Regions from separate parts of the Homo sapiens genome. Here region 2 is linked to region 1. A link is an interaction called in ENCODE POLR2A ChIA-PET data of the cell type or tissue named here. Cell type or tissue: Caco-2. All regions are shown on one strand. Links, peaks and the distances in the headings refer to the core of each region. The heading gives the core; the rest is flanking DNA.

The links. Peaks named below come from ENCODE experiments on the same cell type or tissue, not always from the same donor. Only the 100,000 strongest peaks of a DNase experiment are listed, where the experiment ranks them.
Region 2: POLR2A ChIA-PET joins it to region 1 with 5 read pairs; 1 of 35 experiments calls an interaction of 5 or more read pairs at or near these places.

Annotation. Positions count from the first base shown.
Region 1 is chr22:18,058,786-18,064,162 of GRCh38, forward strand. All of the region lies in intron 1 of LOC105372853 (a long non-coding RNA gene), which reads left to right. Among named protein-coding and RNA genes, the nearest start is that of PEX26, 17 kb to the right of the region's middle. RefSeq lists an enhancer at 2,452-2,952. In Caco-2, for the core only: no CTCF peak of the experiment used is centred there; a DNase peak (open chromatin) is centred at 2,546.
Region 2 is chr22:17,065,605-17,070,981 of GRCh38, forward strand. No RefSeq gene overlaps it. Among named protein-coding and RNA genes, the nearest start is that of IL17RA, 17 kb to the right of the region's middle. In Caco-2, for the core only: no CTCF peak of the experiment used is centred there; a DNase peak (open chromatin) is centred at 2,627.

The sequences.
Region 1 (5,377 bases), core at 316-5,315:
TCGAACAACCTCCTGTCCACCCACCCACTTGCCTCTCAGAGAATGTCTACTCTGTGGTAGGCACTGTAACAGGCATGGCGATGCCACGATGAATCTCACACAGTGCCTGGCTATGTGGGAAGGCAGATGACAGTCTGGTCAGGGTGGAGAGAGAAGGAAACAGGTCATTACAGTGCAGAGCGGTGAGCCCTCTGATCTGGCCAGGCATAGGTGCTGCAGGACCTCACCTGGGGGCCCCAGATCCAGCCTGGTGAGGACAGAAGGAAACTTCTTAGAAGTGCTCGCCAACCCAGGCTTGAGTGATAGAAGTTAGCCAAATGAAGAAGGAATGGGTTGGGGAGGACCCTAGCACCCAGAAGCAAAGTGAAAGCTCAGTACACTGCAAGACCTGCTGGTAAAGTTAAAGGTTACACGTTGCCCATGCAGGAGGACAGGGGAGAAGGGAGGCATGTCAACCAGAAGCCACCCCACGCCCAGCTTGTCTGCCTTGTTAGGGAGTTTGGACTTTATCTTGAGGTCAATAGAGAGCCTCTGAGAGGTTTTAAATAGGGAGTGTTAAGATCGGATTGAAATGTCAGAGATGTCACTCCTAATGCGATGTTGAGGATGAACTGGAGTGGGCAGGACGCTGGTCAGGAAGACCAGCAAGACTGTTGCAGCAATTTTGGGAGGAATGGAGGTGGCCTGACTAGGAGACGGTAGATTGGTCAAGAGTTTCAATGATGCAAGCAGATAGGACCATTGTTACAGAAGGAAGAAAAGGAGTGAGAAAGTTGGAAAGATAGGATGTTGAGATCAGAGAGTGGAAGATAAAATAGTTTCTGATGATGGCTGGGACCAGGGTGTAGCCTTCAGAATGGAGCTGAAAAATGAGTGGAGATGAAGGTCATGTGACATGAGGTCAAGGATGTGGGAGGTTTCTCCTAGGGCTTTAAAAAAATGTGGTAGAATATATGTAACACAAAATTAACCATCTTAACCTTTTTTTTTTTTTTGGAGATAGAGTCTTGCTCTGTCACCCAGGCTGGAGCGCAGTGGTGTGATGTTGGCTCACTGCAAGCTCCGTCTCCCAGGTTCACACCATTCTCCTGCCTCAGCCTCCCGTGTAGCTGGGACTACAGGCACCCGCCACCAAGCCTGGCTAATTTTTTGTATTTTTAGGAGAGACGGGGTTTTACTGTGTTAGCCAGGATGGTCTTGATCTCCTGACTTCGTGATCTGCCCGCCTCAGCCTCCCAAAGTGTTGGGATTACAGGCATGAGCCACCGTGACTGGCCCCCCATCTTAACTATTTTTAAGTGTATTAAGTACATTGTATGAAGAACATTAAGTGTGTTAAGTGGCATTAAGTACATTCACATGGTTGTACCACCATCACCACCACCCAGCCACAGAACTCTTTCCATCTTGCAAAACAGAAACTCTGTACTCATTAAACAACTCCCCATCCCTCCCCCTCTACCTTGGCCAGCCCATGGCAACCACCATTCTCCGGATTTCTGGCAACCACCATTCTCCAGACTTCTGTCTCTATCAATTTGACCATTCTAAGTACCTCATAAAAGTAGAACCATACAATATTCGTCCTTTTGTGACTTGCTTATTTCACTTAGCACAAATGTCCCCAAGGTTCAACTGTTTTGTAGCATGTATCAGAATTTCCTTCCTTTGTAAGGCTGAATAACATTCCATTGTATATACTCCTTTCTCTTTTAGACTTTTGATTATGGCCCACAACAAGAAAAGTAGTTTACACCATGACCTATTACACATGAAGGTATTATGTCATGGAAATAACCTATTATTGGCATATGTTTTATATTATACATATAATTAAAATAAATATTTTACCCCCAAACCACCTTTCTTACATGTGAAGTACTCTAATATTTTCTTTCTACTCTGTTTCTTTAAAAAAAGATTGCTGGCCACAGTCCTCGAAATCAATTTCGTGACACATTAATGGGTTGTGATTCTGAGTTTGTAAATAGTTGGTCTGTTTGGACATTGAAGTTACCCACGATGATGGCAAGACTTGGAATGAAGTGGTGCCAAAGTCTTCAATGAATATGGAGGGGCAGAGGCACAGCTCCATGCATTTGTCCTCGTGAATGGCCTGTGATTTCAGCACAATCTATTAGGTAAAGGTCCAAACTATCAGTTTACTTCTGGTGTAAACAGGATAATTCACAGATTTGCTGTTTTTCCCCAATGGTCTCCAGCTGGCATGGGTCTTTAATTTATTCACTGCCAGTGACCATTCCCCTCCCTTTTTCCATCCTAGGGAAGAACTAAGTAAACTGCCCTTCTTCACGTGCCCCAGCTCCGTAGTCTGATCTGGAAAAGGGGCAGGGGCACGGGAACCTCAGCAGCAGGTGACTGTGGCCTCCAGACTCTGCCATGCTTCCAAAAGCTCCAGCCATCTCATGGTTGCAAGAATCTCCCAGAGGGAGAGGCCATGTCCAAGGCGACGGTGGGTGGGGTTCAGCCTCCCAGGCTAAGGCTGGGAACGTGCCTTGCCCAGAGGAGAGGGCAGGGTGGGAGGCACTGAGGGCAAGGGTCAGGGCTCCCACAGAGCCAGTGTGTGTGGGAGGAGAACGGGGGTAACTTGTTGTCCTGCCAGTCTAAGAAAGTCAAAGGGTTTCTCGTTGTCTCCCTGAGTCATTACACCCCCAGCTATTTTTGTTAAACATTAACACAAAGTGTCAGGAGAGCTTCACCATTTTTAATGAGCTAATCTCTGTGGCATCCCCATAGAATGAGGTCAGAACAATCACCATCTCAGTAGCAAGGAAAAAATAGGCAGAGGTGGGAAGGGAAATCGAAGGGAAATTCACATTTCATCAAGCAATTACTGACACCCATTCTGCACTGCACTGATATTGCAATATATGATGCAAACAAGACAGTCTCTGCTTTTTTTTTTTTTTTCTTTTTTTTGAGACAGGGTCTCACTCTGTTGCCCAGACTGGAGTAGTGTGCAGTAGTTCAATAATAGGTACAGCCTCCATCTCCTGGGCTCAAGTGATCCTCCCACCTCAGTCTCTTGAGTAGCTGGGACTACAGGTGCCTGCTACCAGGCCCAGCTAATTTTTGTATTCTTTTTGGTAGAGACAGAGTTCTGCCATGTTTCCCAGGCTGGTCTTGAACTCCTGGGCTCAAGTGTCCCACCTGCCTTGGCCTCTGAAAGTGCTGGGATTACAGGCGTGAGCCACCATGCCTGCTGGTCTCTGCTTTTTGAATGCTGACATGCTGACCTTAGATGTGGGGTAGGGATGATCAGACCAAGTATTCTGAATTATGGACTTGGAATTTGCAAAGTCCAGTGATGAGAAAGAACTTGACTTGTTTTATTTATTTATTTATTTAGAGACAGAGTTTCACTCTTGTCGCCCAGGCTGGAGTGCAATGGCGTGATCTCGGCTGACTGCAACCTCCACCTCCCAAGTTCAAGCGATTCTCCTGCCTCAGCCTCCCAAGTAGCTGGGATTACAGACGTCTACCACCACGTCCGGATAATTGTTGTATTTTCAGTAGAGACGGGTTTCACCATATTGGCCAGGCTGGTCTCAAACTCCTGACCTCAGGTGATCCACCCGCCTTGGCCTCCCAAAGTGTTGGGATTACGGGCGTGAGCCACCGTGCCTGGCCAACTTGTTTAGAAAAGTGGGACTGAGGTTAATATCAGGAGTCTAGAGTTCAAGAGTGGACAGCCAGGCAGGACTGATCTTGTCAAGATTTTGATGTGGTTGGATGATATGATCAACAGATCACAGAGAACCCTAGGGCATTGCAATGCTTAGGCTGGGCCATTTGAGCGCCAGCACCTCGCTATGAAACACACTGAGCTGGAGAGTCAATGATACAAGAGCTTAAGGATTTTATAAAACATGACTACATACAGCACTTCATATTAGTCAATGTTCTTTCACAGTAATGATTGCATTTTATCCTTATAACCCAGCAAGGTCAGTATAGTGGGCATTTCCTTATGCTAATACCTCTGTTCTTCACCACCCCACACCCTTTTCCTTGATAAAGATTCTGGGGATTGGAGAGGAAGTAACTTGTTCTGCACTAACCGGAAAAAGAACCTAGACATTCTGACCCAGCCTAGGGCTCTCTCCACTACTTCAGACGCCTCTTTAGCTCGACTCTCCCCTCCAACCCTGCTTTTTCTGCACAGCCCAGTGAGTTCTTGCTTGCTGAAAGAACCTGGCCCAGCCAGGAAAAAGGACACCGGGAGCTTCACATATGTTTGTCTTCAGAGGCAGCGCTCGTGTGCCACCAACATAAATCTGATAGGCACTGAGATCTCGGTCTTCCCTTTTATTCTGGGGAGGGAATTGTGGAGCTTAGGCTAGACCATCCCTGCCACCGGCCAACTCACTGAATCGGTTCCTCTGGGAGGAGCACTGGGAGTTGGGGTGATGTGGTATAGCCGAATTGATGTCCCATTTCTGGGTTAGGATCTGGCCCTGCCATTTACTAGCTTGTAGTGTCAGGCAAATTTCTTAACTTTTCTGAGCTTCAGTCTAATGGCAATAGCCAGGATTATTGTTAAGATTAAGCCTGCACCATAAGCTTCATTCCTTGAATAGCTAGTGTTACAAATGGTGAGCTGTTAGCCCCAGGGAGTTCGGAAGTCTCTGCGGTTTTATCCGGGGGTCCTGGTATTGCCCGCTCTGAGGATGGGTCAGGCTCTGTGGAGATTCCCCACTTAACCTACCGCATCCTGAACACTGGAGGCTGTTGTTCTGGGATCCAAAGCTGCTCCACTGTTGCCCCAGGGCATCCTGACCTAGTGAATTGCCTCCTTTAGAAGCACTACTTTCCCATCCTCCCAGACTAGCTAATTTACTGCTGATGAAAATAGCTTTAACGGAACTTGGGTCCCAGGAAGGCCACCGCTGGCCTAGAGCATAGAATTCCAGGGCAGAAAGGGATTCCAGGGGTCTCACACTCACTCCCAACTCTGATTCCAAGGAGACAATCCCCACAGTGGAAATCTGTTAAAACACTGAGTAAATCAAGATGGTTCCTGCTAATATCTGACTAACGTTTTCTTCCAGCTGTACGTTCCCAACCTGCCTGAACGAGGCCTCTAGGACGGCAGCGTCCAATCACATCTCCCCTCTGCTTTCCTAACTGAATGTTGATATTCTCAGCCTATTTTGCTTGTACAAGTCCCGTCTGTCTGCCTGCCTGCCTGCCTGCCTGCCTGCCTTCCTTCCTTCCTTCCTTCCTTCCTTCCTTCCTTCCTTCCTTCCTTCCTTCTTCCTTCCTTCCTTCCTTCTTTCCTTCCCTCCCTCCCTCCCTCCCTCTCTCTTTCTTTTTTTCTTTCGACAGAGTCTCGCTCTGTTGCCCAGGCTGGAGT
Region 2 (5,377 bases), core at 55-5,054, 990 kb before region 1:
AGGACAATACAAATTGCAATCTAATGAAGATATTGCTGCAAGGGGAGTAGACAGTCATCCGTTGGCCTCTGCAATCAAATATTTCCCCAGAGAATCAGGGAGGGAGGAGTCTCATGCTGGGTGCCGGCCCTGTGCCACTGCTGAAAATCTCACTGCCACAGCGTCCTGAGCTGGCAGTGGCTTCCACGGTATCTGGGAGCCAGGAGAGCGTGAACCTGCGAGCCCCACCCATGAGGGCTGATTAGGAACACTGGAAGAACTGCAAGAGGGGCTGGGCTCGGTGGCTCACACCTGTAATCCCAGCACTTTGGGAGGCCGAGGCGGGTGGATCATCTGAGGTCAGGAGTTCGAGACCAGCCTGACCAACATGGTGAAACCCCATCTCTACTAAATAAAAAATTATTGGATGTGGTGGTGCATGCCTATAGTCCCAGCTACTTGGGAGGCTGAGGCAGGAGAATCGCTTGAACCTGGGAGGCGGAGGTTGCAGTGAGCCAAGATGGTGCCATTGCACTCCAGCCTAGGCAACAAAAGCGAAACCCTGTCAAAAGAAAGAAAGAAAGAAAAAGAACTGCAAGGGGATGAAAAAAAATCTTGCTAAGGGACATGATAAGGAAACTGTCAGTCAGATATAAAGGCAGACCACATAGCTGTCACCCCATAGTCAGACACTCTGAGGGGAACCACACCCATGCATCCCACCCATCTGGAGAGCTGCAGGATGGCATGCATCAGGTTGGGGAAGGTTTGGTCCCCACAGCCCTGACTGAGAAGTACATTCACTAGAGATTTGTACAAAATAGAAGGCTCTGGGTTTCTGGTACCTGTTAGCCTAAAAAAAAGTGTGTGAAAGGCAGCAGGCCTATGCTTCTGGTTCCCTGGCCTGGAAGATTTCTTGCTCTGTACAGACTGCATATAATAATGAATTTCATTCAAGACTGGCCTGGCCAACATGGTGAAAACTCGTCTCTACTAAAAATATTAAAAAATTAACTGGGTGTTGTGGTGGGCACCTGTAACCCCATCTACTCAGGAGGCTGAGGCAGGAGACTCGCTTGAGCCAGGGAGGCAGAGGTTGCAGTGAGCCGAGATCGCGCCACTGCACGCCAGCGTGGGCAACAGAGCGAGACTCCGTCAAAAACAAAAACAAAAACAAAAAAAACAGAAAAGGAGAATGAACTTCAGCTGTGCTTCTGTAAGGAGCAAGGATGCACCAGGTAGCCAGGTCCTATCATGTAGGCCATAGCCTTGATCTCACATATGTCCTTTCCCCATCTTGTTTACTGGTTCCAGAAAGAGAGAGAGAGAGAGAGAGAGAGAGAGAGAGAGAGAGAGGAAGGAAGGAAGGAAGGAAGGAAGGAAGGGAAGGAAGGAGAGAAAGAAGGAAGGAAGGCAAGAAAGAAAAGAAAGAAAACGGGGAAGGGGAAAGGAAGAGGGAAGGAAGGGAGGGAGGGAAGGAAGAAGGAAAGAGCCTTGGCAGGGACCTGGCATACAGGGGCTTAGGCTGTAAACTGAATAACGCCAGGAGATGCCATTCACATGGACTACATCAGTGATGGCATTTCCTGGAATTGTGCACTGTGGAACCCCTGACCCCAAGGGCTCCCAGTGGGCGTTGTCACAGTCCCAAGCCCCAGTCAGCAGAGGTGGTCTGCCTGGTTTGACACTGGTGAGAGTCCCTGTCACCAACCTTGAATTTAGGCTGGGTAGAAAAGGAAAAGAGGCCAAAGCGGGCAGTAAGACTGGGAGGGAAAAAAAAAAAAAGGAAGGTTCAAGGAACTGAAGACCTCCAGGAGATCCAAGAATAGGAGTAGTGCAGGTGTGGGAAAGTGGGAAGAACTTTGCCATCTTCCTCAAAACATGACCTTGGGCAAATTACAGTCCCACTCTGTGTTTTGGTCAATGAGGGACCCATCTGGTGGTCCCAGAAGGTGATAATACCGTATTTTGTTTTTTGTTTTTTGTTTTTTGAGACACAGTCTCACTCTGTCGCCCAGGCTGGAGTGCAGTGACGTTATCTCTGTTCACTGCAACGTCTGCCTCCCGGGTTCAAATGATTCTCCTGCCTCAGCCTCCTGAGTAGCTGGACTACAAGCATGCGCCACCACGCCCAGCTAATTTTTGTAACTTTAGTAGAGATGGGGTTTCGCCATGTTGGCTAGGCTGGTCTCAAACTCCTAACCTCAAGTGATCCACCCGCCTCGGCCTCCCAGAGTGCTGGGAGGCGTGAGCCACTGGCCTAGAACCGTATTTTGACTGTGCCTTTTATATGTTTAGCTATGCTTAGATACCTGAATACTTACCACTGTGTTGCAGCGGCCTACAGTATTCAGCACAGTCCCATACCGTGCAGGTTTGCCACCGGGGAGCAGTAGGCTATGCTGTCTAGCCGGGGTGGAGTAGGCTCTACCATCTAAGTTTGTGAAGTACATGCTGATATTCCCACAACAGCAATGCATTTTTCAGAACCTATCCCTGCCGTTAAGCAATGCGTGACAGCACTTCAACTCCTCTGGCCTGTTTGCTCTTCTATAAAATGCCCACCTCACAGGGGGTTGTAAGGATTAAACAAGACAACCAGGACCTGGCATTTGGTCGGTGCTCAGCAAATACTGGGTTCCTCTCCTCCCCTGTCACCTGGGCTTCAGGTTTCCTGAGCTTATCTGCAAACCTGTGCTGAACAAACAGAGCTACAGCCTGAGTGGCTAAAAAACATGAAGAGAGGACAAGAATGTGATGTGTGGGAGGCAGAGGAAAGGGTCATGGCCACGCAAAACTCTACTCAGAATTGCAAGGGGGTTCCTCTGCTGCCCCTTCGAGCCCCCACACTGAAACTGGCTTTTCTGCTATTTTTAAGATTTGTTAAGTCAGGCCTGCTTTGCATGGGAGCTCCACCTCCACAATAGCCACTTTCTCCTTGGGATCTGACTTGGATCCCCACCTCAGCATTGTCAAAGGCCCCGTGGAGCCTCTGAAGCTCTCCCTCCTGTGGCCTTTTGAGTCTAGTGCCTGTGCTGTGCATGGCTCATCACGCTCCATAAGTATTTGTGAAATCAAAATGTCTCCTTCTTGCCCAACACACACCCATGGCTCCTCACAGCCCAACTCCCCTGCTGTAACCCATCAGCCAATCCAGTCACATTAGACCTCTTGCATCCCCTGAAAAAACTCTATGCCTTTCCTTTGCCTAAAATGCCCTTCTCCCCCTTCACCCACTGTCTCATTCCTCAGGACCCTTCTCAAAAGTCACTCCATCAAAAAGCCTTTCAGATTCCAGCAAACACAAGGGAACTTCCGCTTATCCCCATTCCTCAAATCACTTTGATTGTGAATTAATTAATTAATTAATTAATTTATTTATTTATTTTGAGACGGAGTCTTACTCTGCTGCTCAGGCTGGAGTGCAGTGGCATGATCTCAGCTCACTGCAACCTCCACCTCTAGGGTTCAACAGCTAATTATTGTATTTTTAGTAGAGATGGGATTTCACCATGTTGCCCAGTCTGGTCTCAAACTTCTGACCTCAGGTGATCCAGCCACCTTGGCCTCCCAAAGTGCTGGGATTACAGGCATGAGCCACCACACCCAGCCTGAAAATTTTTAAGTTTTTAACCTTAGCAGCTAACAGCAGAGTTCTTTAAAAGGTATTTAACATCTGTTTTTGGAAGATATGTTAATGAAATTGGATAACTGGGTTTCCTGGGCACGTCAAACCATAGTCATCAACATAATGTACCCTACCTTCTCATCAAAGTCCTAATAAGACAAGCTTTCGTTTCTTTATGACAGAACCACCCTAAGCGTTTAAATTCCTTACCCAGAACTTAAGTCTTAATTTAAAATTTTCATAAATCAAATTATTTGGAAAAATCTCAATACTGATTACAAAATAATCAAATTATTTTACACATTTAAAAATATTCGAATCTATTATCATTCAACTTTTTTAATATTTCAAAATAAGTCACAAGATGAATATCAAATCCTCTTAACTATTTCAAATTAATATCACAATCATAATATGCCAGATTCTCTAACATGACATTCTCCAAAATATTTCAGATGCCTTAAGAAACAAATAATACATACAAATTACCATGATGATTTCAGTTTTTTTCTAAACCTAATGCAAAGTAGTAATATCACGGATTTGGTAGACATTTTTCTTATCACAATGCTTATTTCTACACCTTCACAGCATTTTCCTATGCTTACCACTTTAAGGAGATCAGAATTACTGTCTCAGTTTGGCTGGGGCTGCTCAGTCCAAAATTTGGAACTGAGATGAGTTACAGATTTCAGTTTAGTTAGAGTTTCTGAATTGCATCAGAACAGCTGGGTCTACTTCCAGAGTGGTCCCTCCTGAGGTTTATTTTGACTCATGGTTCTACAGGTTGTAAGGGAAGCATGGCACCAGCATCTGCTTCTGATGAGGGCCTCAGGAAGCTTCCCATCATGGCATATGGCAAAGAGGGAGCAAGCAAATCATGGTGAGAAAGGAAGCAAGAGTGAGCGGGAGGAAATGCCAGGCTCTTTTGATCAGCCGGATCTCGCATGAAGTCATAGAGTGAGAACTCATTCATTACTGCAGGACAACACCAAGTCATTTGTGAAGATTCCATCCCCGTGACCCAAACACCTCCGGGTAGGCCCACCTCCAACACTGGAGGTCACATTTCAACATGAGATTTGGAGGGGACAAACATCTAAACCATATCAAGATTTTTCATTTATTTGTCTAAATTGATTCCTATGTATTTCATATTTTTGTAGCTATTGTAAATGAGATTGCTTTCTTGATTTCTTTTTTCAGATTATTCACCATTGACATATATAAATGCTACTAATTTCTGTATGTTGAGTTTGTATCCAGCAACTTACTGAATTAGTTTACCAGTTCTAGCAGTTTTTTGGTGGAGTCTTTAGGTTTTTCTAAGTGTAAGTTCATGTCATCTGTGAACAAGGCTATGATTTCTTTCTTTCCAATTTTAGTACTCTTTATTTTTTTCCCTTGCCTAATTGCTCTTCCAGGACTTCCAATATTATGTTAAATAAAAGTGGTGAAAAGTGAGCATCCTTGTCTTATTCCAGATGTTAGAAGAAAGGTTTTCAATATACAATGTTAGCTGTGTGTTTGTCATCTACGGCCTATGTTATTTTGAGGTATGTTTCTTCTATACCCAGTTTGCTGAGGATTTTTACTATAAAGGTATGTTGAATTTTATTGGATGATTTTTCAATATCTATTGAAATGGTCATATGGCTTCTGTTCTTGGTTCTGTTAATGTGATGTATCACATTTATTGATTTGCGTATGTTGAATCATCCTTGAATTCCTGGGATGAATTTTACTTGATCATGGTGAATTATTTTTTAA